Linked DNA regions of Homo sapiens: region 2 is linked to region 1. Evidence: read pairs that join two places in POLR2A ChIA-PET (ENCODE). Cell type or tissue: OCI-LY7. All regions are shown on one strand. Links, peaks and the distances in the headings refer to the core of each region. The heading gives the core; the rest is flanking DNA.

Region 1 (4,398 bases), core at 165-4,164:
AAACAGGAAAAGACAAGCACCAAAAGCAAAGTAGGCCAAAGGACTTCCTATGTTCAAATATTTCCTAGGTATTGTTTCAAATGTTCTTGTTGGTGACAATTATTATTGGGCATTTACCCTGAGCCAATCACTGTGCTTGTTACTTGATATGGTCTATCTCATATAATCCTTCTAATGAGAGCATCTAAGGCAAACGTTCTTACCAGTCCTTTATGGATGAAGAGGTGGAGGAATTTTTATGTAAATAGATGGCCTAGACAGGATTTAAACTCAATGTTTCTCTGATTCCAAAGCCAGTGCTCTCTCAAACCATACCAAGAAGCTAACAGAAACCAGCACTTCATGTAATTTTTAAGAAGACAGCAAGTTCAGATACAACTCAGACACTTCCACAGGGGATTTGGACAATCTGTTTGTCACTCTGAGCCTGTGTTATATGATTTCTGCTGATTCCATCAGGTGCCTTTTTTTCTTTTTTTTTCTTTTTTTTTTTTTTTTTTTTTTTTTTTTGGTAAGCCTTGGCCCATCTCTTAAGAGCTCAAAGAATATGCCTGGGAGCAAAGGAACCACCAGCTCAGTTAGGTTGAAACCAGTTAGCCATTGTAGTACTACTTAGTGCTGTCTTGGTTAATTGATTAACTTCCCCTTTAAAATGTGTGTGTATTTTCTACATAGGTTTTTGGTTCACATTTGTTTTTCCCAGGACCTTAATACTTTCTATGCTATGATGGTCACCATTAGAAAGTAATTGCATGCCTGATGATGGAAATAATCAACAAAGATGACCACTGATGTGTCTCTACATGTCATGATTGCCTTAGGGTTTCAATTCCTGTATTTTTTTCCCCTCTCATCCCATGCATCCCTTCCCATGCTTCCTTTGTGAATTAAGATAAAAGGAACAAGAAACCAGGAAGTCTTCCTTCCACCTGACTTCTGACTACACATAACCACACAAACAGCCTATTTTGATCAGTTTCCTCCAGTCTCCATCATAGGTGTTTGATCTATAGTTTAGATACCAAGTCCTCGATAGTAGAACTCATGTATAGCTAAGCGCTACACATAGCTCTTGATGCAATGCAAGGACTTCCAACTGACCAAGTGTAACCATGACACACTGGTCAGAAGCAAGTCAGACTCAGGTTCCAGCTCCTAGTCCTAACATTGTGATGATGTGGCTATTACTGGACATGTGCATAAACATATTGTTGGAGGTGCTGGGAATATTGGAATTAGAATGTACCTACATGACCTCAGCTTTGGGTGGTATTAAAGCTTTTTGCTTTTTGTGATAAACAATAGGAGGCTGCTTATTTCCTCTAAGAGACTTTTTTGAGGTTTTTCTGACAGTAAGGTGGCACGGGCAGGGAACTTCCTTCCAAAGCCACTTCTCAGCCTCTGTTCTATGAGTTTTCTTCCTCTTCATTCCTGTCTTCTGCCTCCGTTCCTTCTGGCTGTCCCTCCTCTAGCTCTGCTTCTAATTGCCTGAGGAGGCACTGCAGGGTCTATCCTGTGGGAATCCAGTTTGCAATGACTCTTTTGGTCTATGAAACACCTATTATCGGTTCCTCAGATTTGAATACCTAGACAGATGTATGTGCTCCCTTAAGGGACAAGTACTGTGGCATGCGGAGTGTGGTACACCAAGCCTAATCTTCTGTTCTGTGGATGTTGGTGCTCAGTTGCTAGTCTTGGTTGACTGGACAATTCCCACGTAGCTTTTGCTTAATGTCTGAATCATTGGAAGGAGAAGGACTTTGGTCTGTCTTTCTCCTTTTGTAACTTCCTCTTTTTGCACTTTATGTGAGATTACGAGTGAGTGTGATTTCAGATGAGAAACACTTAACAGTGAGTCAGGGAGATGAAATTTCACTGAGATGCGGAACACAGGAAGAGAAAATGTGTGAAAAATCACGTTGACGGGGTTGTCTTGGTAGCTAGTAAAGCAGAGAAAGGAAATTCCCGCACAGCAGGCTTTAATAAAATTGGCAGGCAGGAATGTCACACTGTGTGAGAATATTGGTGAGGAATCTAGGGATGGAGAGCAAGTAAAGGAATCATAAGGGCCTTCTTATATTGGACATTCTTTCTCTGCACCTAATTTACTCTAAACGAGTTTGCAGATGAGAATTGTTTTCCCATGAATTTGCATCAGTAGATTTAAGAGCATGGATGCGCACACCCCAACACAAGGTGTCAACCAAATATTAGGCAATGTTATGGCTTATTAACGATTTTCAATCCAAGGATAGTTAATGAAGAGTGGACATTTATGTCTGTGTATAAAAAGCAGTATATGGAAACTCAAATTCCCAGTGGAAATAAAACAAGACATCGTCATTATTTAACAAAAGAATTCACCGTGTAATTCTATATAAGACAAACGCACTCACACATTCTTTAAGGACTTTAAAAATATCCTTTGATTTCCATGCAACTTTTCTGGACTTTTTATATCTACCACATAAAGCAAGCCTGTTACCGAGATAAATGTGGAAGTTCTATGTCCTTATTGCCTGGGTCACTTTACCAATGATCCACCACTTACTTATTCGTTTTATTAAATATATTCTGTCTTAAATCTATTGATGCAAATTCATGGGAAAACACTTCTTATCTGGAAACTCATTTAGAGTAAATTCGGTGCAGAGAAAGCATGCCCAGCATCAGAAGGCCCTTATGATCCCTTTACTTACTCTCCATCGCTAGATTCCTCACCAATATTCTCACACAGTCCGATATCCCTGCCTGCCAATTTCATTAAAACCTGCTGTGCAGGAAACCTACCAGTGTGTAAGATTCTTGAGAATAGACCATTGTCTGTTTTGTTCATGTACGTATCACAAATGTTTAGAACACTTGTGGCACATAGTAGGTGCTTCATAAATATTTACTGAATAAATGAATGAATGATCTTGGGAGGTCAGGGAATGTTCGCCTCACTTGATGAGTAAACCACCCAAGCCAAAGGCGGCAGCTAACCCAGAACTCCTCCACTTAACCCCCTTTATGTCAATGGCTCTCTTTGGAGTCACTGCCAGGTTTTGTGTGTAAGGAGGCATAATGCTCCCAGGGCAGGCTGCTGGGGACCAAGCCCTGGGACACACAGAGCATCCTGAAATGCCAGAGACCGGCAGAGTCACACTGGGAATTACTTGTCTTCAATACATAAAATATTGGTGGGGATGGCAACTTTAACATTTGCCTTTTAGAAAATTCTGTTGAAGGCCCTCCCCAAGTTGAAGTTGGTGGCCTGGGAGATAGTCATCAGCTTCCAGAGAGAGGACCCAGCAACTTTTTCCTCCACCAAGTGTTTTTTAATTAGTAGTTGGCTCAGAAAAGGCAAAGCAGCTACTTCTGCTGGAGATCCAAGGCTGAAATAAATACTGCTGTTAGAAGTGGAAGGTCACTTTACAATGGTGTTGTCTATCACTCTGAGCTTCCTGCACCTCCAGGGGAGGCCATGAGCTTAGGCACAAAGTGTGGATAAACGCCTATTTTAGCTGATGATATAGATTAAGAGAGTGGAAGAAAAGAGCCTACACCCTGTGCCCCCTTTTGCACTTAGTTGTGGTGGAGAGGACGGGGAGGTGGTCAGCTCCTGCTGTTCTCAGTGGGCGCCCTCCGAGAGCAGTCCTTGTATTACCCACTTCACTGTTTTGTCCCCATCTCATTATCTGTTCTTGTTAAAATCTTTATTATTCATGGATGCAAAAAATCCCATCATTAAACCATCATAAATATTCATAACACTTTGCAATTGTGTGCATTTCATTTAGCCACTTGGCAAAACTTCTCTGAAGTACCAGAGTTTTAAGGAAATCTGGCTAATGAGACCAGAGCCCAGGAAATGCAGGATAGCCTTTCCACTTTATTTTACTTTAACCTGAAAACAAATGCAAAATATAAATAATAATTAAAAGAGAAAAACAGGGAAGGCATTTAGTGGCAAAGAAGAGCCACACATTCCTTGGCTTTGTCTTGATTGTGCTTTTGTGTCAAGCAGAAGATAAGGGTAAACACTGTGCTACAAGAGGGGGAGTCCTGAGGCTGCAATGCTAATGGATTTATCCAGGAGCCTACAAAGGCCAGATAAACCCCCTGCTTTGGTTAACAGGGTCCTCACTTCTTATGTTCTGTATAATTACTGGCATCAGGTTGGAGTTGAGATAAGCATGGCCCTTTTCTTGGACTTATTATAGCAGGCAGCCATGCCGTTTTTCGTGTCTAAGAAAGAATTATATCCATCTCTTTCTCTTCTTCTAATCCAGTTTATCTAAACTGTGCACTCTCCCATCAGTGCTGAGAGCTTTTTCTCGGAGTGAAAGAGAACCCAGCAAACTTCTGCGGCAACCAAGTGGAATTGGAATAATGTGCCTTCCCACTGCCACCCCC
Region 2 (4,398 bases), core at 262-4,261, 83 kb after region 1:
CTGGTGAACACAGTGGGTAAGTTTTTATGAGAAAGGGGCCTCAGGAAAGGGGAATCAGACTGAATGACAGAGGTACAGGGTGACAACAGAGGAACACTGAGACTTTGCAATTCTGCTGAGGTCAGCTCAAAAGACTAAGTGTCTTCACACTGCATTAGACTAAATGATGTTTCTCTACAGGAAGGCCTGTTTTAACTTAAACTTTAAAATTACGCATTTGAGCAATATGATATTCGACTGACCCTCCAACCTTTCCTAATTTGATTGACTTTTCACATATTTATGTCCTGGCTCCCTTGTTAATTAAGTAATTCATTCAAGACAAGTATATTGATAGCCTCCTGTGGCTCAGGCTTTGTACTTAAAGGTGGAGAAACAGAAATGAACCAAGACATAGTCCTGCCCTGGAGAAACTGACAGTCTAGTGGGGAAGGCAGTCATCCAAATACATCACTCCAATAAAGTGCTATAAATGTAAGAGAAACGTCTACCAAATGCTGTAGAAAATAGTAAACAGCAAAAGACTTCAAAAGAGTTCAGAAAGACCATACAGAAGAGCCAGCACTTGCAGGATGGACGAAGGGGAGGGGGGCTTCTCAGGCAAGGCAAAATGTACAGACCCAAAGAAATGTGAAAGCAAGGACAGTGTTGACAGCAAATGAGACCACCAAAGGAGGTTAGAACCTTATTTTGAAAAAGGAGTTTGACAGGCAATTAAGAACAAGGGATTTTTTTTTTTCTTTTTATTTCCCCCCTCTGAGATGGAGTCTGGTTCTGTTGCCCAGGCTGGAGTGCAGTGGCACAATCTCAGCTCACTGCAACTTCCGCCTCCCGGGTTCAAGCGATTCTCTGCCTCAGCCTCCCGAGTAGCTGGGATTACAGGTGCCTGCCACCACGCCGGGCTAATTTTTGACTCCTAACCTCATGATCCACCCACCTCAGCCTCCCAAAGTGCTGGGATTATAGGCATGAGCCACTGCGCCCAGCCAAGAACAAGGGAAAATTTTTAAGAAGGTGCAGAACATGATTGGATTTGTATGTTAAAGTGATCACTCTGTTAGTCCTGGAGAAGACAGACTGGATGGAGAGAAAGCTCGAAGTAGTAAGATCATTAAGGAGTCTACTGCATTAGACCAGGCAAACAAACACACAGACCTTGCCAGCTTCAGCTGAGAATTCCTTACTCCCTGGCACCTGCCAGTAAACTATTCACTTATTCTTCCATTAAACGACTATTTGTAGAGGCCCTATTGAATGCTAGATACTGGCACTGTGGAAAGCTACAAAATAATACACATAAAGGCTTCACTTCAGCTTCTTATGACTGCATAGACATGACAAGAGCCTAAAGTAGGTCATTTGTGGGCTTAAGGAAAAGGAGATGGACAAGAGAAAAGTTACACAGAGGGAGGAACATCGGAAGGTTAAAAATAATCCCCAGGGCTGGGCGCAGTGGCTCACACCCGTAATCCCAGCACTTTGGAAGGCTGAGGCGGGCGGATCACGAGATCAGGAGTTCGAGACCAGCCTGGCCAACATGATGAAACCCCATCTCTACTAAAAATACAAAAAATTAGCTGCATGTGGTGGTGTGCGCCTGTAATCCCAGCTACTTGAGAGGCTGAGGCAGGAGAATTGCTTGAACCCGGGAGATGGAGGTTGCAGTGAGACGAGATCATGCCACTGCACTCCAGCCTGGGTGACAGTGTGAAACTCTGTCTCACAATAAATAAATAAATAAATAAATAAATAAATAAATAAATAAAATAAAATAAAAACAAAAATAATCCCCAACATTTGTTCATTATTTTGCAGCTCTTACATATCACCATGAAGGGCAATGTGGGGTGGGTTGGAGTGGGGGTGAAGGTCTGAAAGAGTAGTGCATGTGAGGTTAAAGACCTGGGTTTAAATACTTCCCCTATACCTCAGTTTTTAAATAAATAAATGAAAAATAAGGTGTCCTAAAGGTTCTATAACACTTTCAGTTTCACACATGGAACATGCAGAAAATAGTCACCACATATTTGGTGACTGAATTATTTCAGAAGCCAAATGATACGATTTAGTGGAACACTGAGACTACGGCTAATTCTGCTCCTGGATTTCCATTCATCACATCAATTTCAACAAGTGAAGAGCAGCTATAACCAAATGGCTAAAGCTGGCAGAGTGTCCAACGCCTAGAGGCACAAGGAGGTCATAATGATTGTCTAGTGACTGGTATGGAAGGGTGGAAGCCAAAAATATGGCTAAAACCATAAAAAAAAAAAAATAAGGATTCTACTCTTCCCTGATGGTAAGTGGCAGAACTAGGGACACTTTAGGTGATGACAACTAATAGAAATGTCACCATCGATGAAAAGCTACAAGAGAAGATGTAGCTTATCACATCATCCCTCCCCGCCCCCCCAACTACACCTGCTCTGAACCCTTCCAACAGCCAAAGCAGCACAACAGGAAATGACAAGTATAATGATGAGAAAAACCAGTGAGGTCACCATTTAATAATTTTCCCCAAGTATTTTCTGCACTGTTTCATGGAGTATTGTCACATCCAAAGTCCTTAAGAAGCTCTCTAAGTTCCAACATTCCTGACAGAGGAATATAAATAAATAACGTACACTTAATCAAAATTGTTTTACACCTGCTCCTTCCTACTAAAAATGATAGAAAAGAAAACATCTGCATTACTGTCTCTGGAGAAGTAAACTTTTCCTCTTCCAAAGTCTTTTGAAGGGTAATGAGATGCCTTAAGTGCAGGGAAAATTTAAGATTTTGTCCAGGTCTGAAATTGTTGACAATATGTTAAGCAGACGGAGGTGATTTCTTTTGTTTCTCTAACTTTCCCTTTTGGTTCTGATGAAGGAGATGCTGACATAAATGTTTTTGTTGTTTTGCATGGCAGATAGACTTGCACATCTCAAAGGGGAAGCAAATCATCTCCTTGCAAACGATGGGTTATTTTTGCCAAAAAATTTGTATTAACGACGGCAGAAAGCCGTGAAATATTTATATGCCTCGACTTCCACATGAGAAGGAAGGAGGGGAGTTGTGAGAGAGGGAACGGGATATGCCACACAAAAATTTTTTGGTCATTTTGATTCACTGAAACAAAATGGCTTTTTAAGCACCCTGGGACCTCCACGTGTTTGTTTAGGATTCCAAAGGCAAAGTTTTTTTGCTCCTCTAGATGACAGCAAAATCTTCACTTCCTTGAAAACTGGTGCTATCAGCCTCATTGTGACAAGATTTAAGTAAAGCCACAGAACTGGAATTGTGAAATGCCTCCTGCCATGCTCCCTCTCTTCCCTTCTTTCTAAATTAGTTTTGTCGACTAATATTTTCTCCTCCTAGTGTCCTTAAGCATGTGCAAAGCACTAATTCACACATAACATTCAAGAGCGCCTAATGCCTCAAAGTATTGCTCAGTAACTCCAATGTTTTTTCTACTTTTGCTCCAAAAATTTTGTCTATAATTGATAAAAGCATGAAACACTGAGCAATTAGAGGGATAAGGGTGAAAGCCAGGGCACTGGATGTATGTGGTTCATCCACTAAATACGCCAACAAAGTATCCATTATTTCACATGAACCAGACTCTGTTTTGTAAGAGACGCTGGGGGTGTTTAGAATTCTAAAATTATATGGTATTGTTGAGGTCAGTCAGAAACCACTCAAACCAATGAGGATATGAGAGTTATGCTTATGTGTGGCAATTCAAATGTAATATTAAAAAGTCACAGTGCTTTATCATTTATCCCATTTCTTAAGAGAACAAAGGCAATGATTCTGGAGGCTTTTCATCGTCTTTAGACAACTGCAAGAAACTGAGAGCTACGTGGTCTTGGCATTTGATCCTGAAGGTTAATCCCTTGGGAAGTCAGACAGCTTTCTTTGCAATGTCTAGAGGACCACACTATTCTATAGCATAAAAGCTGGAGGTCTTACCAAGATGGAAAACGTTAAATATAGTTTATTAGACTATTAAAAGTTTATGACATCACTTCCCTATTCTCTGATATTCATCAATAAATCCCCTTTGATCTCCACAGGAATCTCAGCGTAGCTTCTTGTACAGTAATACCTATGTACTCAAGCTTCAAAGATCCATTTACTTCACATGTGTAATTTGCCCACTTATTCCTGCTGAGATAATACCCTTGGTTTAATTGCCCATAGAGCAACTGGATAAATCAACTACGTTGGTTTGTATTAGCTGTCTATGCATATGTGTAAAGCAAAAATAAATAAATAAAAAGCAAGACTGTTCAAGTCATTAACTGCAAAAATTAGAATAAAAAATTTTTTCCTAAGAGCCACAAATAGACTCAATCAGTATTTCTAAATTTTACAAAATGAAAAAAGTCCTTTAAAAATATACTTGGAGATATCAAC

The links. ChIA-PET counts read pairs that join two places held together with the same protein. Peaks named below come from ENCODE experiments on the same cell type or tissue, not always from the same donor. Only the 100,000 strongest peaks of a DNase experiment are listed, where the experiment ranks them.
Region 2: POLR2A ChIA-PET joins it to region 1 with 5 read pairs; 4 of 35 experiments call an interaction of 5 or more read pairs at or near these places.

Annotation. Positions count from the first base shown.
Region 1 is chr5:107,364,068-107,368,465 of GRCh38, forward strand. No RefSeq gene overlaps it. Among named protein-coding and RNA genes, the nearest start is that of EFNA5, 300 kb to the right of the region's middle. In OCI-LY7, for the core only: no CTCF peak of the experiment used is centred there; a DNase peak (open chromatin) is centred at 1,814.
Region 2 is chr5:107,447,108-107,451,505 of GRCh38, forward strand. The region is part of intron 1 of EFNA5 (ephrin A5); the gene reads right to left. Among named protein-coding and RNA genes, the nearest start is that of EFNA5, 220 kb to the right of the region's middle. In OCI-LY7, for the core only: no CTCF peak of the experiment used is centred there; DNase peaks (open chromatin) are centred at 2,434 and 3,166; H3K4me3 peaks cover 775 bases; H3K27ac peaks cover 1,591 bases.